2 separate regions of the Mus musculus genome follow, and region 1 is linked to region 2. A link is a loop called in an ENCODE intact Hi-C map of the cell type or tissue named here. Cell type or tissue: left cerebral cortex. All regions are shown on one strand. Each heading gives the region's core, and the rest is flanking DNA. Links, peaks and the distances in the headings are about the cores only. Region 1 has its middle 51 kb from the start of Pgk2. Region 2 has its middle 34 kb from the start of Crisp1.

Region 1 (12,093 bases), core at 2,201-10,200, 130 kb after region 2:
AAAGCATTTGACAAGATCCAACACCCATTCATGATACAAGTCTTGGAAAGATCAGGAATTCAAGGCCCATATCTAAACATGATAAAAGCAATCTACAGCAAACCAGTAGCCAACATCAAAGTAAATGGAGAGAAGCTGGAAGCAATCCCACTAAAATCAGGGACTAGACAAGGCTGCCCACTTTCTCCCTACCTATTCAACATAGTACTTGAAGTCCTAGCCAGAGCAATTCGACAACAAAAGGAGATCAAGGGGATACAAATTGGAAAAGAGGAAGTCAAAATATCACTTTTTGCAGATGATATGATAGTATATATAAGTGACCCTCAAAATCCTACCAGAGAACTCCTAAACCTCATAAACAGCTTCGGTGAAGTAGCTGGATATAAAATAAACTCAAACAAGTCAATCGTCTTTCTCTATACAAAGAATAAACAGGCTGAGAAAGAAATTAGTGAAACAACACCCTTCTCAATAGTCACAAATAATATAAAATATCTTGGCGTGACTCTAACTAAGGAGGTGAAAGATCTGTATGATAAAAACTTCAAATCTCTGAAGAAAGAAATTAAAAAAGATCTCAGAAGATGGAAAGATCTCCCATGCTCATGGATTGACAGGATCAACATTGTAAAAATGGCTATCTTGCCAAAAGCAATCTACAGATTCAATGCAATCCCCATCAAAATTCCAACTCAATTCTTCAATGAATTAGAAGGAGCAATTTGCCAATTCATCTGGAATAACAAAAAACCTAGGATAGCAAAAAGTCTTCTCAAGGATAAAAGAACCTCTGGAGGAATCACCATGCCTGACCTAAAGCTGTACTACAGAGCAATTGTGATAAAAACTGCATGGTACTGGTATAGAGACAGACAAGTAAACCAATGGAATAGAATTGAAGACCCAGAAATGAACCCACACACCTATGGTCACTTGATCTTCGACAAGGGAGCTAAAACCATCCAGTGGAAGGAAGACAGCATTTTCAACAATTGGTGCTGGCACAACTGCTTGTTATCATGTAGAAAAATGCGAATCGATCCATACTTATCTCCTTGTACTAAGGTCAAATCTAAGTGGATCAAGGAACTTCACATAAAACCAGAGACACTGAAACTTATAGAGGAAAAAGTGGGAAAAAGCCTTGATGATATGGGCACAGGGGAAAAATTACTGAACAGAACAGCAATGGCTTGTGCTGTATGATCAAGAATTGACAAATGGGACCTAATGAAACTCCAAAGTTTCTGCAAGGCAAAAGACACTGTCAATAAGACAAAAAGACCACCACAGATTGGGAAAGGATCTTTACCTATCCTAAATCAGATAGGGGACTAATATCCAACATATATAAAGAACTCAAGAAGGTGGACTTCAGAAAATCAAATAACCCCATTAAAAATGGGGCTCAGAACTGAACAAAGAATTCTCACATGAGGAATACCGAATGGCAAGAAGCACCTGAAAAAATGTTCAACATCCTTAATCATCAGAGAAATGCAAATCAAAACAACCCTGAGATTCCACCTCACACCAGTCAGAATGGCTAAGATCAAAAATTCATGTGACAGCAGATGCTGGCGAGGATGTGGAGAAAGAGGAACACTCCTCCATTGTTGGTGGGATTGCAGGCTTGTACAACCACTCTGGAAATCAGTCTGGCGGTTCCTCAGAAAATTGGACATAGTACTACTGGAGGATCCAGCAATACCTCTCCTGGGCATATATCCAGAAGATGCCCCAACTGGTAAGAGGGACACATGCTCCACTATGTTCATAGCAGCCTTATTTATAATAGCCAGAAGCTGGAAAGAACCCAGATGCCCCTCAACAGAGGAATGGATACAGAAAATGTGGTACATCTACACAATGGATTACTACTCAGCTATTAAAAAGAATGAATTTATGAAATTCCTAGCCAAATGGATGGACCTGGAGGGCATCATCCTGAGTGAGGTAACACATTCACAAAGGAACTCACACAATATGTACTCACTGATAAGTGGATATTAGCCCCAAACCTAGGTTACCCAAGATATAAGATACAATTTGCTAAACACATGAAACTCAAGAAGAATGAAGACTGAAGTGTGGACACTATGTCCCTCCTTAGAATTGGGAACAAAACACCCATGGAAGGAGTTACAGAGACAAAGTTTGGAGCTGAGATGAAAGGATGGACCATGTAGAGACTGCCATATCCAGGGATCCACCCCATAATCAGCATCCAAATGCTGACACCATTGCATACACTAGCAAGATTTTATTGAAAGGACCCAGATGTAGCTGTCTCTTGTGAGACTATGCCGGGGTCTAGCAAACACAGAAGTGGATGCTCACAGTCAGCTAATGGATGGATCACAGGGCTCCCAATGGAGGAGCTAGAGAAAGTACCCAAGGAGCTAAAGGGATCTGCAACCCTATAGGTGGAACAACATTATGAACTAACCAGTACCCTGGAGCTCTTGACTCTAGCTGCATATGTATCAAAAGATGGCCTAGTCGGCCATCACTGGAAAGAGAGGCCCATTGGATATGCAAACTTTATATGCCCCAGTACAGGGGAACGCCAGGGCCAAAAAGGGGGAGTGGGTGGGTATGGGAGTGGGGGCGGGTGGGTATTGGGGACTTTTTTTTATAGCATTGGAAATGTAAATGAGCTAAATACCTAATAAAAAATGGAAAAAAAAAAGAAAAAAACCCCTTAAAGAAATACAGTGGAATATAATAAAACATTTTGAGGACTTTAAAGAGGATACAAATAAATCCCTGAAAAATACAGAAAAATGCCATTAATCAGTTGAAGGAAATAAATAAAACTGTGCAAGAAATGAAGCTGGAAGTAGAAGCATTAAAAATAAAACACAAGCCGAGCATGGTGGCACACACACTTAACCCAGCACTCGGGAGGCAGGGTTAGGCAGATTTCTGAGTTCAAGGCCAGCCTAGTCTACAAAGTGAGTTCCAAGACAACCAGGGCTATACAGAGAAACCCTGTCTTGAAAAAGAAACAAACAAACAAACAAAAAAGCAAATCAAAAATATAATTAAGAACAACATTATGAACTAACCAGCACCCCGGAGCTCTTGACTCTAGCTGCATATGTATCAAAAGATGGCCTAGTCGGCCATCACTGGAAAGAGAGGCCCATTGGATATGCAAACTTTATATGCCCCAGTACAGGGGAACGCCAGGGCCAAAAAGGGGAAGTGGGTGGGTAGGGGAGCAGGGGTGGGTGGGTATGGGGGACTTTTGGTATAGCATTGGAAATGTAAATGAGCTAAATACCTAATAAAAAATGGGAAAAAAACTTACACAAAAATTAATAAATTGAAAAAAAAATATAATTAAACACCAACTGAGTACACACAGATGATGAAGAAACTAGGGAAGAGAACAGTAACAACAGCTATAAGCATCACCAATAGAATCTAGGAATTATAATATAGAAATTCAGGCATAGAACATAAAATATAAAAAAAATGATGTATCAGTCCAAGAAAATACCTAAGAAAACCCCATGAATACACAAAATGGGGATCCATAATAGAAAAGTAATGACAAATAAAATTTTTTAAATGCTCAGGGGAAGGATTTTTCCCCCAATTTCTTATTAGGCATTTTCTTCATTTACATTTCAAATGCCATCCTAAAAGTCCCCCATACCCTCCCCCCCACTCCCCTACCGACCCACTCCCACTTCTTGGCCCTGGTGTTCCCCTGTACTGAGGCATATAAAGTTTGCAAGACCAATGGGCCTCTCTCTAAAATGATGACTGATTGGCCATCTTCTGCTACATATGCAGCTAGAGACAGGAACTCTGGGAGTAACTGGTTCATATTGTTGTTCCACCTATAGGGTTACAGACCCCTTCAGCTCCTTGGATACTTTCTCTAGCTCCTCCATTGGGGGCCTGTGTTCCATTCAATACCTGACTGTGAGCATCCACTTCTGTGTTTGCCAGGTACTGGCATAGCCTCACAAGAGACAGCTATATCAGGGTCCTTTCAGCAAAATCTTGCTGGCGTATGCACTAGTGTCTGGGTTTGGTGGCTGATTATGGGATCGGTCCTCATGTGCCGCACTCTCTGGGTGGTCCATCCTTTTGTCACTCAGAGAAAGTTTTATGATTTAAAATAAACCTCCAAAATATCAGTAGATCATTTGTGTTAGTGATCTTCTGCTGGGCATTGAACCTACTCTTATTTGTAGTTAAAGTGCCTGTGAGATTCTTGGGATTTTTTTTTTTTTTCATTTTAGACTGGTTATTAATGGGAGATATCTTCCAAGTTAGGGATTACTGAATGTGTTCACTTCTCCTGTCAGCACCTGAATTTCAATCGGCTTAGACCAGTACATACCATGTGCAAGTTGATAAAATCTGTGTGGATTCATATGTGTATCAGCTATGTAGAGTCTTAAAAAAAAAAAAAAAAAAAAAAAAGCTTTGATTCTTTGGTTGAATCACCATTTGCTCTTTCAAACTCACCATTCTCTGCCACAACCATTGTGGGCTGATGAGAGAGCTTTGATAGAGACATCCCATTTACAACTATGGTTCAATTTTCTCACTATCTGCAGTTGGTCCAATTGTAGGCATCCCTCTGTGTATCCATCTACTAGAAAAGGACAGTTCTCTGAAGAGGACTGAGCAAGACACTTTTCTATGGTTATAAACACTAATCTATACAATAGCCTACGATATGAAGACTCTAGCAAGTCATCAACTGTAAAATCCATGTTCAATGAATATGTGGGTGTTCGCCTCAGCAATAGGGCCTTACCATCACTTTTTAAGAGAATACAATAGTGTAAAGAACACATGGCCTCAGAAGGTATTTTTCCTCAGATACTAAACAGCTGCCCAGTGCAGCAGCTGCAGTGGCAGCGCCTCCGGAGGACCCAGATACCCTGGGAAACCAAGCCATGGAGAGTAGGTGTGAGTAAGTGATAAAACAAATCATTCCTGCTGTTGGAGCCTGCAGTGGGGCAGTGCAGCGCCCAAGGCCCCAGATAACTATGCAAACCAAGCCACAGAGAGCAGGAGTGTGTGTGCCAAAGATAAAATAAATAAATAAATAAATAAATAAATAATAAATAAATAAAAGCCCATGAAATAACGTGTGAAACGCGCTAGTTACAATTGGCTGAATTTAGTTTAAAAAACTCTGGTCTGGTATGGCAAAACGCTCAGATCCTGGGGCCGAACGAACAAGTCACATGAAACCACCGCTGATGCCTGATGCTCAGACAACAAGCTTAAGTTGCATAGCTCCATAGGATCTGATCTGAAAAACAGGGACACCTGAGCACTGCCTGAGCCAGGCCATGCCTGCCAAACAAGAAAGGTTGATGAGGAGTGTGTGTGTGTGTGTATGTGTGTGTGTGTGTGTGTGTGTGTGTGTGAATGAGTGCCGGCACATTTTGGCATTTATTTGCTTATTAGTATTTATGATTAAATAAACAACTGTTAGGAGGATTTGCTTTCTGCCCCATTTCAGGACAATTCACAAGAGTTGGTATATTCTGCAGGTGGCTAGCAGTTGGAGTTTAGCAGTCGCTTATCACCATCTAGTGGCTACAGTTTAAAATGCAGTCCATTTACTGGGAGGTAGAATTCAGATTTTTTTAAAAAATTGGGTATTTATTTCATTTCAATTTACAATGCTATCCGAAAAGTCCCCCACACGCTCCCCCACCCACTCCCCTACCCACCCACTCCCACTTCTTGGCCCTGTACTAAGGCATATAAAGTTTGCACAACCAATGGGCCTCTCTTTCCACTGATGGCCAACTAGGCCATCTTGTGATTCATATATAGCTAAAGACATGAGCTCCGGGGGAGAGGGGTATTGGTTAGTTCATATTGTTGTTCCACCTATCCCTCCAGCTCCTTGGGTACTTTCCCTAGCTCTTCCATTGGGGGCCCTGTGATCCATCCAATAGCTGACTGTGAGCATCCACTTCTGTGTTTGCCAGGCCCCGGCATAGTCTCACAAGAGACAACCATATCTGGGTCCTTTTAGCAAAATCTTGCTAGTTTATGCAATGGTGTCAGCGTTTGGAAGCTGATTATGGGATGGATCCCCGGATATGGCAGTTTCTAGATGGTCCATCTTTTCATCTCAGCTCCAAAATTTGTCTCTGTAACTCCTTCCATGGGTGTTTTGTTCCCAATTCTTTTTTTTATTTTTTTTATTACGTATTTTCCTCAACTACATTTCCAATGCTATCCCAAAAGTCCCCTATACCCCCCCCCACTTCCCTACCCACCCATTCCCATTTTTTGGCCCTGGCGTTCCCCTGTACTAGGGCATATAAAGTTTGGGTGTCCAATGAGCCGCTCTTTCCAGTGATTGCCTGACTTGCAGGAATATATATTCTACACCTGAAGATTTTCCAGACATCTGCTCTGATAGGTTATTTATGTTCCTGTAGTCTGCTGTGAGTTTCCATGTGCCTTTGGGTTTCTTTACTGATCAAATGGGGCTGTTGTAGTTAAAGCTTTATATTAGTTCTATAATACCTTCTTTTAATAACGTTTGTATGGTATCCTTTACTTCCTCCATTCCTCCTTTTATAAGGTATTGTGGCGTGAAAGAGGGTGGCATTTTAGATAATTCTACCTGTGGAATTTTGACTGTGGCCAATAGTATTGTTGGTATTCTTTTATAACTAAAAATTTTGGAAATAATTTGTGTATTGTGGGTAGTTCTATAATATTTGCTGTGCCACTGAACAAAGAAAATATAATTCATAATTTCTATCATACACTTGTAATGTTAGTTTAATTATAGAGGTTCTGACTCTGCCTCCAACTCCCTCTACTTCTATGTAGCCTTTACTCTTGCCTATATTCAGGATCTTTCCTTCATCTAAGCAATATATATTTGCTAATATATTTGTATATTTACTACCTGTGTCCAACAGTCATTTGACCATTTTGGTGGTGCCTTCAGGTAGTATAATGGGTAGTACTAGACTGGGTTTTAGAAATTGTGTCCCTGAGGTTGAAAGGGATGTCCTTATCCTCTTAGGTTTTTCCTTAGTGGCATCTTGTTCATAGGTCTTGCCCCTATGTTCAACCTTTGGCGGTTGAATCCTAGGTGAGGGGGTCCTTGGCCGTTTTCCCCCCCTTGTCCTAAAAAAGGTCCGCAAGGAGCTTGCCAAAACAAGAATTTTGTGGGATTCCATGGTTGGCTTGGTCCTGATCTAATTGTGAGGTTGGTATTCTGTCTTCCAAACAGCCTTATATTTTTGAACTGTCTCTTTACTATGTTATAGTTCTTACTTTCAATGGGTAGGGATACTACCTTCTCTGAATCTAACTCTCTGTATGATTTTAAGAAGTCTATGGCATCTGCCACAATTTGACATCCCTTGTACTCTCCTCTTATACCCTCTCTTTCTCATCACATTTTGGATCAGAGGTGGAATCGAGGCATCATTTCAACTTCAAAGCCAGAGGTTATTTAGACTAGGAGCGTACCCGAATTTTGATCGCATGGTAAATGGCCCATAATTTATAGCACAGTCGCTAGGTGGTGGTAAGAAACTGCTAAACATCCTATCAGATCACCATGGACTAAGGCTGATCTTCAATAACAAAATAAATAATAGAAAGCCAACATTCATGTGGAAACTGAACAACACTCTCCTTAATGATACCTTGGTCAAGGAAGGAATGAATCAAGAAATTAAGGACTTTTGGGATTTTAATGAAAATGAAGCCACAACATACCCAAATTTATGGGACACAATGAAAGCATTTCTAAGATGAAAACTTATAATTCTGAGTGCTCCCAAAAAGAAACTAGAGAGAGCACACATTAACAGCTTGACAACACACGTAAAAGCTCTAGAACAAAAAGAAACAAATTCACCCAAGAGGAATAGACAGCAGGAAATAATCAAACTCAGGGGTGAAATCAACTAAGTGGAAACAAGAAGAACTATTCAAAGAATCAAACAAACGAGGAGCTGGATCTTTGAGAAAATCAACAATATAGATAAACCCTTGGCTAGACTCACTAGAGGGCAGAGGGAAAGCATCCTAATTAACAAAATCAGAAATGAAAAGGGAGACATAACAAAAATTCTGAAGAAATCCAAAACACCATCAAATCCTTCTACAAAAGGCTATACTCAACAAAACTGGAGAACCTGGATGAAATGGACAAGTTTCTAGATAGATACCAGGTACCAAAGTTAAATCAAGATCAGGTTAATGAACTAAACAGTCCTATATCCCCTAAAGAAGTAGAAGCAGTCATTAATAGTCTCCCAACCAAAAAAAATCCCAGGACCAGATGGGTTTAGTGCAGTGTTCTATCAGACCTTCACAGAAGATCTAATCCCAGTTCTTCACAAACTATTCCACAAAATAGGAACAGAAGGTATTCTACCCACCTCATTCTATGAGGCCACAATTACTCTGATACCTAAACCACAAAAAGACCCAATAAAGATAGAGAACTACAGACCAATTTGCCTTATGAACATCGATGCAAAACTATTCAATAAAGTTCTCGCTAACCGAATCCAAGAACACATCAAAACAATCATCCATCCTGACCAAGTAGGTTTCAACCCAGGGATGCAGGGATGGTTCAATATACAAAAATCCATCAATGTAATCCAGTATATAAACAAACTCAAAGACAAAAACCACATCATCATCTTGTTAGATGTGGAGAAAGCATTTGACAAAATCCAACACCCATTCATGATAAAAGTCTTGGAAAGATCAGGAATTCAAGGCCCATACCTAAACATGATAAAAACAATCTACAGCAAACCAGTAGCCAACATCAAAGGAAATGGTGAGAAGCTGGAAGCAATCCCACTAAAATCAGGGATTAGACAAGGCTGCCCACTTTCTCCCTACCTATTCAACATAGTACTTGAAGTCCTAGCCAGATCAATTCGACAACAAAAGATCAAGGGGATACAAATTGGAAAGGAAGAAGTCAAAATATCACTTTTTGCAGATGATATGATAGTATATATAAGTGACCCTAAAAATTCCACCAGAGAACTCCTAAGCCTGATAAACAGCTTCAATGAAGTAGCTGGATATAAAATTAACTCAAACAAGTCAATGGCCTTCCTGTACACAAAGGATAAATAGGCTGAGGAAGAAATTAGGGAAACAACACCCTTCTCAATAGTCACAAATAATATAAAATACCTTGGCATGACTCTAACTAAGGAAGTGAAAGATCTGTATGATAAGAACTTCAAGTCTCTAAAGAAAGAAATTAAAAAAGATCTCAGAAGATGGGAAGATCTCCCATGCTCATGGATTGGCAGGATCAATATAGTAAAAATGGCTATCTTGCCAAAAACAATCTACAGATTCAATGCAATCCCCATCAAAATTTCAATCCAATTCTTCAACAAATTAGAAAGGGCAATCGGCAAATTCATCTGGAATAACAAAAAACCTAGGATAGCAAGAACTCTTCTCAAGGATAAAAGAACCTCTGGTGGAATCCCATGGCTGACCTAAAGCTGTACTACAGAGCATTTGTGATAAAAACTGCATGGTACTGATTTAGCGAAAGAGAAATGGTTAGTCACAATAGACCTAACAGACATTTTTTTTTTTTTGGCATTCCCCTAAATCTCAAATCTAGAAAAATCACCACCTTCTCATTGGAAGGAAAACAATATCAATTTACTGGACTTCCACCAGGATACAAAAACACCCCAATCATAGCACACAATGCACTGAGATGGGCTTTATATTCAATCCACACAACAGAAGAATTAACAATTTTTCATATGTAGATGACCTTCTGTTCATAACAAATGATAACCAAATATTACATAAAACAGTAGAAGACTTAATTGCACACCTAACAAATAAAGGATGAATCATTAATGAAGACAAAGTAAAAGTCCCAGCAGTGGAAGTGAAGTTCCTCAGAGTATACTGGTCAACTAGAGGACCATCTATTTCCCTTGAAGTAATTAACAATTAAAAAGCTTACCAAGATCTCAGAATAAGACAGAAACCCAGCATTAAATAGATGTATTTGAGTATTGGTGGCAACATCTACCATACCTGCAGTTGTTGCTCCAAGCATTATAAAGCATAGTGAAAATAGCATCTGATTTCCATTAGGGATTACCTCAGGAAGAAGCAGTAAAAAATATATTAGAATACACAAAGCAATTTAGTAATTTAATTTATATCAATGCAGATAGCACAGAGATAATAGATATCCTCCTTATAATGGGATATGACAATTGGAATATATTCGTTAAGCAACCACAGATTAAACCAATTGGCTTTTATCGCAAACACTACCCTTGGTCAGATGCCAAATATTCACTCTTTGAAAAACAGTAGGAACGGAATATGGAGAACTCTGCACATGCCACAGTATACAAAGACAGAACCCGGTGGTACTCCAATCCACTGTGCCTATTCTCAAATGGGTAAAGGCACCAGAAGAGTCATGGTCATGGCTGATGATGGAAGGAAAGGTATTGCAATGGAATTGGTACCTCTCAGAGTTACTTCGAAGAGCAAACCTGAATGCACAGGTACCAATGATGTCAAAGCACATACTGGCATCAATTAATGAAAGCCAGGTACCAATCACACTCAACACCTCCCCTCCCCAGAAACAGGCACCCAAGGAACATGGGTGTGGGGGAGCAGATCAATATTCCTTTCACTGGTTAATACCTGTTTTACTGTTGGCTCAACCACCACTAAAAACAATGTGGTGTGCTGGAAAGCAGCATCTTTCTGGCTGGAAGATGGAATGGTAGCAATAGAGGAAGGAAAGAGCAAATCAGCACAACATGTAGAAGTGATTACAGCACTATTGTTAGCTAAACAGTCCCATAAGGATGGAAAACACTTACACCTTTTTACAGACTCTTGGTGTGTGGCCAATAGAATAGCAATTTGGTCAGGAAATTGGAGATTAACAGAATGGAAAATCAATAGAAAATACTTATGGTCAAAAGAAGCTTGGATGGTCTTACTTATGGTCTGTATAACATCTGCTCGGGATCTTCTAGCTTTCATAGTCTCTGGTGAGAAATCTGGTGTAATTCTGATTGGTCTGCATTTATATATTATTTGACTTTGTCCCCTTTCTGCTTTTAGTACTATTTCTTTGTTTGTGCATTTGCTATTTTGACTATTATGTGACAAGAGGAATTGCTTTTCTGGCTCAATCTATCTGGAGTTTTTTAGGCCTCTTATATGTTTATGAGCATCTCTTTCATTAGGTTAGGGAAGTTTTCTTCTATAATTTTGTTGAAGATATTTACTGGCCCTTTCAGTTGGGGACATTTACTCTCTTCTATAAATATTATCCTTGGGTTTGGTCTTCTCATTGTGTCCTGGATTTCCTGGATATTTTAGGTTAGGATCTTTGTGCATTTTTCATTTCCTTTGATTGTTGTGTCAATGTTTTCTATGGCATCTTCTGCACCTGAGATTCTCTCTCCTACCTATTGTGTTCTGGTGATGCTTGCATCTATGACTCCTGATCTCTTTCCTAGGATTTTAATCTCCAGGGCTCTCTCCCTTTATGGTTTCTTTATTGTTTCTATTTCCATTTTTAAATCATGGATTGTTTAGTTCACCTGTTTCTTGTGTTTTCCTGTAATTCTTTAAGGGATTTTTGGGTTTCCTCTTTAAGTGCTTCTACCTGTTTACATGTGTTCTTCTTTATTTCTTTAAGGGCATTATTTATGACCTTCTTAAAGTTCTCTATCATCGCCATGAGATGTAATTTTCAATCAGAGTCTTGCTTTTCTGCTTTGTTGGGGTATCCAGGGCTTGCTGTAGTGGGAGGATTGGGATCTGATGATGCCATGTAGCTTTGTTTTCTGTTGCTTATGTTCTTGATCTTGCCTCTTAACATCTGGATATCTCTAGTGTTAGCTGGTCTTGCTGTCTCTGACTGTGGCTTGTCCCTCCTGCAAGCCTGTGTGTCACTATTATGGTGACCACTTCTCTAGGAGGAATTTGGTTATGGAGAGCTGTGGCATAGAGTCAGTTCCAGGTGCAGAGTGAAAGAGGAAGGATTCTTTCCCAGGCTGCTCCTTGGTTCCTGTG
Region 2 (12,093 bases), core at 1,652-9,651:
CATAATAGGTTTGGATCTGACCTTTTACCTCTGTTGGTTTCATGTATAAGTCTTCTAATAAGTCCTTTCCCCAGAATACACTAGTAAATAATAGTTTAGCAAAGTTGAGCAAAGGGTACTATGACCCATCTTTGATATATGACTGACCAGCTCATTCTTGCCTAGGCCCAACTGAAAGCAACATCAACTACTTTGGGTCACCATCAAGAGGATTGTACATACTAGAAGATAACATTTTGTGGCCCAGCAGTGGTGGAACAGGCCTTTAATCCCAGCACTTGTGAGGCAGAGGCAGGTAGATTTCTGTGTTCAAGATCAGCCTGGTCTACAGAGTGAGTTCCAGGACAGCCAGGGTTACACAGAGAAACCCTGTCTGGAAAAAAGGGTTGCTGCAGAGCAGGGCATGGGGAGGGTATAGGGGACATTTTGAGAGGAAACTAGGGAAGGGGATAGCATTTTAAATGTAAATGAAAAAAGTATCTAATAAAAAAAGAAGAAAATAAAAGTGTGTATTTGTTCCCTACCATACTGTAATAAAGTACTCTGACCATAAAAAACAAAAACAAAAACAAAAAAAAGGAAAGAAAAAAAAAAGAAAAAAGAATAAGGAAGTTAACCTTTTGAAGTGCTTCTCCTGATTTAGGGTTCTACAAAGGTTTTTTTCTCTTCTGTTTTTTCACAATGTTCCTGAAACTTGGAAGAGATGGTATAAATGTCTATTTTAGGACTGTACACTCAGTCATCATTTATTATCAATATTAAGCAGTTATAAGTATCTTGTGTTTATTACAAAGGGAACACTGATGGAAACAGCATGTACTGACCCATTTGACCATGGTAAGAAATTAAGTATTTACAAGGCACTAGGGCCATGTCAACTTACTTATAGAGCAATATCATGCTACCAATCAGTGCTTAAGACTTCTTCATATATAATTTTTTGACTGAGTTTACAGTAAGATGCATGAATTTATCCCCATGGAGTGGACATCAAATGCCAACAGAGAGCATGTAGTTACATCCACAACAATTATACTATTACCACACAGGTGAGGACATCTTGCCTGTCAATGTGGCACTGTAAAGTTCACAGTTAAGACCAAGGAGACACCTCTCATGATTTGCTATTACATTATCGAACTTAGACAGGAATCAGGTGAATCACAGGTTAGTTTTGATGGCACAAGTTGCAGAATTATTTTCATTTATTCTCATTATTGTCAGTAGGGAGATTGCCCCTGTATAACATGGGAGGCTTAAAAAAGTACTCTTTTGACTTTAAATGCCAGGTTTGAGCAATAGCAAGCAGGGTCACCCATGAGAAAAGAATGGGAGTGAAAGATGCAGGAGGGATTTTGGGAGAGGGTGGAGGGAAGGGGAGCAGTGAGCAGATGTAAAGTCAATAAGTAAGAAACTAATTAATTAAATAAATTAAATAAAAAATGTACTCTGTCTAGCTAGATAAAATATTCACAATAAAGTTAAGAGAATCTGTTACCAAAATGTGTTTTGTGAGTAATATCTGAGTGAAATGAAGTTTCTGACCACCTTTCACTGTGGTAGTCTAAGTATCAATGTATCCTTCATGTGCAAAGAAACAAGGTACCTAAGCAGTACGAAGGCCACATCTCCATGAGTATTTTCTCCATTGGCTTCCATATTTCATGCTGTTTCACTGTCTAGATCTTTTAGAAAAATGAAGAAGCTCTTTCTCATGGTGTCTGTGTGTGTGTGTGTGTGTGTGTGTGTGTGTGTGTGTGTGTGTGCATTATGTTTTGCCAAAGTTGATTTTTCAACTCTGAGAATACAGTGTAGGCCATCACCAATATTAGGATGATTTCAAAATAGAGACATAAGCAATTAAAAAATATATACCACTGTAATATATATCCCCCAGCGAGTTATTTAGAGTTTCCAATTGGTGTTCACCTTAGTTTTTGAAAATTAATTGTTGGCACAAAATGGTCTTCAAATTATTTTTATTTTAAGCACTTTTCTTACTGGTTCTGTGTATTTTGTGACAGATTTTGGTAAGTACAGCACTATAGGCTTTAGTAAGACCTATAGGAAGATGAGTGATATCCACTTTTCAACTTTCTATGTTGCCATGGTTACAACCTTCTACCTGATACTTAGAGGAAGATTGTACTATATACTGTACGCATTACAAACTGTGTAGATGATTGACAGAACACTATTACATGAACTAGTGGTTCTGTAGAAGGGATAGATTAATCCCACGTGAGTGATCGTCAAGATTTTACTTATCCCATAGAGGGTTTTGGTACAGACTTGCAGCATCATTTGGTAAGGGTGGTATTCAGAACCCTATTACATAATACAGCCTCTAGGAAAAAATAATCACCCAGTGTAAATTGAATAAATGTTTTATCTTGACTCAACTATTGTAATAAATATGGTTGAAATTTGACATCTCCACGAAATAGATTATTTTATTTATTCTGTAACATTTGAATATAGGCACATTCTAAGATCATGTGAAGATACATCCAAGCCATTATCAGCACTGGGTATCCATTGAAATAAAGGGATTATATATTGTTTAGGCATATTCTAGCCAAGTGGGTAGAGAGAGAACAGTCTAGATAATTCTTCTTTGAGAAAAATAGTAGATGGTCATACACATAAAGTTTGCTGACTTGCCCTTCAGCTCAGTTAAGGATTAAGATTGCATGTATCTAAGAGTGAAAGTATGCTTGTTCTAATTTTCTTTTGATGGAAGTCACAGGCCTATGTAAAGCAGTTGCCAAGAGAATGATCACAACCAAAATGTTTTTAAACTATGAAACTTTAAAAATTATATAAACTTGAAGACACATGGAAAACATATTCTGCCTAGGATTTACAATATCATAGAAAAAGAACTACAGAACAAGTAAATATCAGTGTGGGTGTGGGTATGAAAGAAGCTAAAATGGAATAATGTGACAGCACTGTAATCTCTAAAATCATGTGACAGACATGGAAGAAACAACAAAAGGGATTTCTATTAACATATTAAACATAGTAAGAAGGAGTAATTAAAATAATGGCACTTTAGAACAATGAGAACTTTGAGCAAGGGAATATAGCACTCAGTAAGCTGAATAGGATTTCAAGATCACCCTGAGCTACATAAAATGACTCCATGTAAAACAGAGAAACAAAACACAAACAGTAGCCTGAATCATAAATTTGTTTCAAAAAACCCCAAAATACTAAACCAAAATTCAAGGCATATTTAGGAAAAATACTTGTGAGTATATTAATATTACTTGATATGATTATGTATAGATTTATGAAAATGGTTTGCATAATTGTGCTATGTTTTAAATTACAGATTATAATTATGCATATTTAAAGTATTTAGTTGGATTTATTAAATCAACTAAAGAAAACGGTTTTGGGGATCCATCCCATAGTCAGCCACCAAACGCAGACACTATTGCACATGCCAGGAAGATTTTGCTGAAAGGACTCTGATATAGCTGTCTCGTGTGCGGCTTTGCTAGTGCCTGGCAAATACAGAAGTAGATGCTCATGGTCATCTATTGGATGGAACACAAGGCCCCCAATGTAGGGGGTAGAAAAAGTAACCAAGGAGCTGAAGTGGTCTGCAACACTATAGGTAGAACAACAGTATGAACTGACCAGTATCCTCCAGAGCTCGTGTCTCTAGCTGCATATGTAGAAGATGGCCCAGTTGGCCATCATTGGGAAGAGAGACCACTTGGTCTACCAAACTTCATATGCCCCAGTACAGGGGAACACCAGGTCCAAGAAGTTGGAGTGGGTGGGTAGGGGAGCAGGGCAGGGGAGGGTATAGGGGACTTTCAGGATAGTATTTGAAATGTAAATGAAGAAAATATCTAATAAAAATTGGAAAAAAAAACGGTTTTCAAGTTGCAATTAACATGTAGCAACAAGATGGCAACATTACTTTCAGCGTGTGGAGTCGTTTTGTCCTGCTTGTAATTAACTCACTTTTGCATCCCTTTGAATATGATTGTTCATTTGTTTTTTACACACTTAAAATAATTACAAACTAAAATAATTACTTGTGCAGTATTATTAAACGAAGATGGATGAAAACTGCATCCTCTCTCTGTCCATTGGCTCTACTTTTGATGATTTATTTTCCTGCAGTGTAGGAAGCATTCTAGATAATTTGGTGGTTCAGATTCAAATCTTCAAACCAATAGAGTTCAATATATAACTAGGATTACAGCATCATGAAATATATGATAAAAATGAAAGCTGATTGCTTAGACGATGACAAACTGGAAGCCCTTGTTACTTTGATATAAGCAGAAACTATTTGGATTGACATGTCCTCTCCTAGGAGCCCAGGAAGTCCATTGAATTGGCCCTTTCTCCTTCATGACATAGAATTTGTCTATGAGAAGCCAAAAGGGCAAGTGTAGTGTCATGTTTATTTCGCCTTGTCTGATAATAATTCACAAGTTTCAGCCATCTTTTCTGTAGTTGTTAGGTAAGTTTGTACCTAGTCCCTGTAATTTCTTATTAACTTTGTGTGAAAATTTATGAAATTCTTGGGCAAATGGATGTATCTGGAGGATATCATCCTGAGTGAGGTTAAAAAAAAAACAACAACAAAAAAAAAAAAACACAAAAGAAGTCACTTGATATGCACTCACTTGTAAGTGGATATTAGCCCAGAAATTTAGAATAACAAAGATACAATTTGCAAAACACATGAAACTCAGGAAGAAGGAAGACCAAAGTGTGGGTACTTTGTTCCTCCCTAGAATAGGGAACAAAATACCCATGGAAGGAGTTACAGACACAGAGTTTGGAGCAGAGCCTGAAGGGATGATCATCCAGAGACTGCCCCACGTGGGGATTCACCCCATAAACAGTCACCAAACCCAGACCCTAGGCAAATGCCAACAAGAGCGTACTGACAGTAATTTGATATAGCTGTCTCCTGTGAGGCTCTGCCAGTGCCTGGCAAATACAGAAGTGGATGCTCACAGTCATCTATTGAATGAAGCACAAGGTTCCCAATGAAGGAGCCAGAGAAATACATAGGGATCTGAAGGGAAATGAAGCCCAATAGAAGGAACATCAATATGAACTTACCAGTGCCTTCAGAGCTCCTTGGAACTATATTATCAATCAAAGAGAACACATGATGGAACTTGTGGCTCTAGCTATATATGTAGTAGAGGATTGCCTCGTCGGTCATCAATGGAAGGAGAGGCCCTTTTTCCTGTGAAGACTATTCTCCAGTATAGGGGAATTCCAAAACCAGGAATGGGAGTGGGTGGGTTTGGGAGCAGGGGGAGATGGGAGGGGATAGGGATTTTCGGAGGAGAAACTAGGAAAGGGGATAACATTTGAAATGTAAATAAAAAAATATATAATAAAAAATTTTTAAAAAGAAAATACCTCAATATAATGATACACAGTCTAGCCCATTAAGGAAAGAACATTTAAATAATATCTTTCTTATCGCATTTAGAAATTGACATAAAAAATGCCAAATAAACCATAATTCATTGCTTGTTTATGAAAGTTATTTGTGAATATATTAAAGTTGTCTGATTTTCTCATGTTTATTTGTAACAGTTTGCATAATAATACTAGTTATAAAATTACAACGTACACTTTGTACATATTAATTATTCAGTTTTTTTATGAGTTCAAGGAAAGTATTGAAAAATTGAAATTAACATGTAACCACAAGGTGGCAACATTGCTCACTGTGTGAGGCAGTTTTCCTGATGCCAATTAACTGAGTTTTTACTTTAGTTTTTACTTCAGTTTTATGATTGGTCATTAATTTTTTATACACAAGAAGCAATGTTATCCATATTAAAAATATATTTGTACAACATTAGACAAAGAAGGTGTATATGAAATTTAAAAAAGGTTCTGTCTTTACATTCGGGTGTTTTCTTATCACTGTAAAGAATATTCTAAATAGTGTGGTGGCCTGAAAGAACTCAGTGGGGAAACCCCCACTCAGCTCCCGATTCGGCGTGCACCCAAGAATCACGAATAGAACACAACACCTTGATGTAACAACAAGAGGTATTTTAATGGCGGAGCTCCGGGTCGAAACGTATCTCACACAACAGGAGACAGTGGATTCGACCATGAGGCTTGGAAGCTAGGGGTTTTTATAGAAAAGGAGTGGGGCTGGGGGAGGAATTGGCATGGTTTCACATGATTGGTCCATTTAAACATCAGCAGCCTGTAACATTTAACTTAGGTCAGAGGGGTGGGAGATAGGGAGGCTATGGGCCTGCCCGGGTATGTCCTGGTCTGTTCTGCTATGTTCTCAGCCCCAGGTTTCAAAGCTCACAAACAACTCTTTGGGCTATTTGACATACATTACATGAATTACAGTTTTATTTTCATTCAGGCCCAGGTAGAAATCCTCAATCCAATATGAGCACATGTTAAACTAGTGATGCAGGAAATGGAAAGATACTGTAAAGAGTGAGAGCTAAATGCTTAGAATATGGAAAACTGGAAGAGCTTCTGTACTTTGATATGGGCAGAAAATATTTTGATTTTCATGTTCCATCTTCAGAACCAACAAAGTCCACAAAAGTGGCCTTTTCATCCCCATGAACAGGAGATTTTTGTCCAGGAGTCCAAATAGGCAAGGTTAAGCTCATTTTTATTCATCTCTCTGAGCATGTTTCCTAAATATCAGCCATCTACTCAGTTGTTTTAGAGATATTCTACTTGGTCCCTGCCATTCCTCCTTTATCTCAAGTGAAAATTCAAATATTTGAAATCAATAGTTCTTCTATGACACATTTAAGTGATAGGTAATTGCATTTGAATTTTAGTTTGTCATTTTCCCAATATTTTAACATACAAACATTTATTTATTTATTTATGTATTTAATACTTGTTTTTTCATTCATATTACATCCTAATACCAGACCCCAAATCTAGGGTATTAGATGCATCCTCTCTGCATTCTTTCCTACTTAGGACAGACAAGGCAGCCTAGTTAGGAGACAAAGATCTACAGGCAGGCAACAGGATAAGGGACATAACCCAGTCTAGTTTTTGGGCAACTTACATGAAGACCAAGATGCACATCTGCTACATATTTGTGGGGTTCCAGGCTATGCTCCCTCTTAGGTTGATGGTTCAAAATCTGGGGGCTTCTAAGAGGCCAGGTTAGCTGACTCTGTTGATCTTCTTTTTTTTTTAATTAGGTATTTTCCTCGTTTACATTTTCAATGCTATCCCAAAGGTTCCCCATACCCACCACCCCCCAATCCCCTAGCCACCCACTCCCCCTTTTTGGCCCTGGCGTTCCCCTGTACTGGGGCATATAAAGTTTGCAAGTCCAATGGGACTCTCTTTCCAGTGATGGCCGACTAGGCCATCTTTTGATACATATGCAGCTAGAGACAAGAGCTCTGGGGTACTGGTTAGTTCATATTGTTGTTCCACCTATAGGGTTGCAGTTCCCTTTAGCTCCTTGGGTAATTTCTCTAGCTCCTCCATTGGGGGTCATGTGACCCATCCAATAGCTGACTGTGATCATCCACTTCTGTGTTTGCTAGGCCCTGGCATAGTCTCACAAGAGAGAGCTATATCTAGGTCCTTTCAGCAAAATCTTGCTAGTCTATGCAATGGTGTCAGCATTTGGAAGCTGATTATGGGATGGATCTTCTTGTGGAGTCCCTTTCCTCTTAGGATCCTTCATTCCTTTTCCCAACTCTCCCACAAGAACCCTAGAGTTCATTCTAATGTTTGGCTTTGGGTCCATGCATCTGTTTCCACTGGCTGCTTGGTGGATACTCTGAGAGGACAGTCATGCTAGACTCCTGTCTACAAGCAAAACAGAGTATGATTAATAATGTCAGGGATTAGTTCTTGTTCATGTGAAGTGTCTGAATTTGGGTTAGTCATTGTTTGGCTGTTATCTCAGTCTCTGATCCATCTTTGTGCCTGCACATCTTGTAGGCAGAAAACATTTTGGGTCAAAGGTTTCGTAGGTGGGTTGCTGTCCTTATTTCTCCACTGAAAGTCCTGGCTACAGTAGGTGATGACTTAAGGCTCCATATGTTCTACTGCTAAGTCTCATCTAGTTTCACCCCATGCACTCTCTGAGGGTTCCACACGTGCAGGTCTCTGTTGCATCTTATAAATGCCTCACTACCTGCCCTCAGCCTATTTTCATTCTCTCTCCTCTGTTTTTACTACATCTGAGCACCCTTCCTCACCCTAGTCCCCTACCCATCCTCTCTGTCTCCCACTTTCCTCTTTCCATACACTTTCATTATCTATTTTATTTCCTTCTGAGAAAGGTTTAAGCATCCTTAAGTGGGCCCACTCTTTTTATTTTGCTTCTTTGGGTCTGTGCAGTGTAGTATGGTTTTCTTATATTTTAAGACTAATATCTACTTATAATGTAAGTGAGTACATACCATGCATGTCTTTTAGAGCCTCAGTTACCTCATTTTGGATGATATTTTCTAGTTGTATCCACTTGCCTTTAAAATTCATGATGTCTTTCTTTTTAATATACTCTGGTGATTTCACTGAAACTTTTCTCCATTCTGACTGGTCAAATAAAGGCTAGAGCCAATACTTGGGCAGAGGAAAGAAAGAAAAGGTTGGGCTTGAGGTCTCAGAGTTAGAGGAGGAGGAAGTGGAAGGAAGATGGAGCCGAATCACATAGCCTAGAGAAGCCTCAAGTAGCAAGGGGTCTCATAGCTAAGGGATAAATATATATATATATATATGTACAATCTAGGCATATAAGATTATAAATATAATAACTATAATATTCTCATAGCTGGGAAATAAAGTCAGATATATATATATATATATATATATATATATATATATATATATATATATATCCCAATCTAGGCATATAGCTTATAAATATAATAACTGAGTTGTGTATGTTTTTATACAGGCTTACTTGGGCAAGAAATTACCACAAGAGATATCTTTGATGTGTTCTTGGAATCAATTTGTATTTAGTATTGCAGATCCCTTTAGCTCCTTGGGTACTTTCTCTAGCTCCTCCATTGGGGGCCCTGTGATCTATGCAATAGCTGACTGTAAGCATCCACTTCTGTGTTTGCTAGGCCCCAGCATAGTCTCACAAGGGACAGCTATATCTGGGTCCTTTCAGCAAAATCTTGCTATTGTATGCAATGCTGTCAGCGTTTGGAGCCTGATTATGGGATGGATGTCCAGATATGGCATTCTCTAGATGGTCCATCCTCTTGTCAGCTCGAAAACTATCTCTGTAACTCCTTCCATGGAGGTTTTGTTCCGAATTCTAAGAAGGGGCAAAGTGTCCATACTTTGGTCTTCCTTCTTCTTGAGTTTCATGTGTTTCACAAATTGTATCTTATATCTTGGGTATTCTAAGCTTCAGAAGCTAATATCCACTTATCAGTGAGGACATATTGTGTGAGTTCTTTTGTGGTTGGGTTACCACACTCAGGATGATGCCCTCCAGGTCCATCCATTTTGCTAGAAATTTCAAAAATTCATTCTTTTTAATAGCTGAGTAGTACTCCATTGTGTAAATATACCACATTTTCTGTATCCATTCATCTGTTGAGGGGCATCTGGGTTATTTCCAGCTTCTGGCTATTATAAGTAAGGCTACTATGAACATAGTGGAGGATGTGTCCTTCTTATCATTTGGAATATCTTCTGGAAATATGCCCAGGAGAGGTATTGCGGGATCCTCCGGTAGTACTATGTCCAATTTTCTGAAGAACTGCCAGACTGATTTCAAGAGTGGTTGTACAAGCTTGCAATCACACCAACAATGGAGGAGTGTTCCTCTTTCTCCACATCCTTGCCAGCATCTGCTGTCACCTGAATTTTTGATCTTAGTCATTCTGAGTGGTGTGAGGTGGAATCTCAGGGTTATTTTGATTTGCTTTTCCCTGTTGATTAAGGATTCTGAACATTTTTTCAGGTAGTTCTGTATTCCTCAGATGAGAATTCTTTGTTTAGCTCTGAGCACCATTTTAAATGGGGTTATTTGATTTTCTGGAGTCCACCTTCTTGAGTTCTTTATATATATTGGATATTAGTCCCCTATCTGATTTAGAATAGGTAAAGATCCTTTCCCAATCTGTTGGTGGCATTTTTGTCTTATTGATAGTGTCTTTTGCCTTACAGAAGCTTTGCAATTATATGAGGTCCCATTTGTTGATTCTCGATCTTACAGCACAAGCCATTGCTGTTCTTTTCAGGAATTTTTCCCCAGAGCCCATATCTTCGAGGCTTTTCCCTAATTTCTCCTCTATAAGTTTCAGTGTCTCTGGTTTTATGAAAAGTTCCTTAATCCACTTAGATTTGACCTTAGTACAAGGAGATAGGAATGGATCAATTTGCATTCTTCTACATGATAACCACCAGTTGTGCCAGCACCATTTGTTGAAAATGCTGTCTTTTTTTCCACTGGAAGGTTTTAGCTCCCTTGTCAAAGATCAAGTGACCATAGGTGTGTGGGTTCATTTCTGAGTGTTCAATTCTATTCCATTGGTCTACTTCTCTGTCGCTATACCAGTACCATACAGTTTTTATCACAATTGCTCTGTAGTAAAGCTTTAGGTCAGGCATGGTGATTCCACCAGAGGTTTTTTTTTATCCTTGAGAACAGTTTTTGCTATTCTAGGTTTTTTGTTATTCCAGATGAATTTGCAGATTTCCCTTTCTAATTCGTTGAAGAATTGAGTTGTAATTTTGATGGGGATTGCATTAAATCTGTTGATTGATTTTGGCAAGATAGTCATTTTTACTATATTGATACTGCCAATCCATGAGCATAGGAGACCTTTCCATCTTCTGAGATCTTTAATTTCATTATTCAGAGACTTGAAGTTCTTTTTTTTTTTTTTTTTTTTTCATAACCATAAATTTATTATAAACATACAAGGGAGGGAAGAATACAAAGTGTAGGCTTAATTATCGTACTATTAATATAAGAATAGCTAGTAGCAAAATCAAGCTGTCTTCTGTAGTCCTTCCAGGCCTGGGGTCTGGGTTATCTGACATCAGTTCTGAGTTAGGTCAACAGTCCCTGCCTCTCTCAGGTCTACACTGCTTCCAGGCTCTCATTTTCATGGAGATAACTCACTTTATCTGCTCCTCTCATTTAAATTTCTAGCAGCCTTCTTTTCCAACCAAATGATTTGCATTGAGCTCTAAGTGTACAGTTAAAGGTCACTTTTGTTTTTAAAGTTTCTTTTTTTTTTTTCCATTTTTTATTAGGTATTTAACTCATTTACATTTCCAATGCTATACCAAAAGTCCCCCATATCCACCCACCCCCACTCCCCTGCCCACCCACTCCCCCTTTTTGGCCCTGGTATTCCCCTGTACTGGGGCTTATAAAGTTTGCAAGTCCAATGGGCCTCTCTTTCCAGTGATGGCCGACTAGGCCATCTTTTGATATATATGCAGCTAGAGTCAAGAGCTCCGGGGTACTGGTTAGCTCATAATGTTGTTCCACCTATAGGGTTGCAGATCCCTTTAGCTCCTTGGCTACTTTCTCTAGCTCCTCCATTGGGAGCCCTATGATCCATCCATTAGCTGACTGTGAGCATCCACTTCTGTGTTTGCTGGGCCCCGGCATAGTCTCACAAGAGACTTGAAGTTCTTATCATAGAGAACTTTCACTTCCTTAATTAGAGTCACGCCAAAGTATTTTATATTATTTGTGACTATTGAGAAGGGTGTTGTTTCCCTAATTTCTTTCTCAGCTTGTTTATCCTTTGTGTAGAGAAAGGTCATTGACTTGTTTGAGTTAATTTTATATCCAGCTACTTCATTGAAGCTGTTTATCAGGTTTAGGAGTTCTCTGGTGGAATTTTTAGGGTCACTTATATATACTATCATATCATCTGCAAAAAGTTATATTTGACTTCTTGCTTTCTAATTTGTATCCCCTTGATCTCTTTTGTTTTAGAATTGCTCTGGCTAGGACTTCAAGTACAATGTTGAATAGGTACGGAGAAAGTGGGCAGCCTGGTCTAGTCTCTGATTTTACTGCAATTGCTTCTAGCTTCTCACCATTTACTTTGATGTTGGCTACTGGTTTACTGTAGATTTCAT

Evidence for each region. Peaks named below come from ENCODE experiments on the same cell type or tissue, not always from the same donor. Only the 100,000 strongest peaks of a DNase experiment are listed, where the experiment ranks them.
Region 1: a loop joins it to region 2, with 4 times the contacts of the local background. A loop is called at or near these places in 5 of 42 quality-filtered maps.

The regions. Positions count from the first base shown.
Region 1 is chr17:40,151,409-40,163,501 of GRCm38, reverse strand. No RefSeq gene overlaps it. Among named protein-coding and RNA genes, the nearest start is that of Pgk2, 51 kb to the left of the region's middle. In left cerebral cortex, for the core only: a CTCF peak has its summit at 5,616 (motif pointing left); DNase peaks (open chromatin) are centred at 5,354 and 5,861.
Region 2 is chr17:40,279,261-40,291,353 of GRCm38, reverse strand. No RefSeq gene overlaps it. Among named protein-coding and RNA genes, the nearest start is that of Crisp1, 34 kb to the left of the region's middle. In left cerebral cortex, for the core only: a CTCF peak has its summit at 5,703 (motif pointing right); no DNase peak of the experiment used is centred there.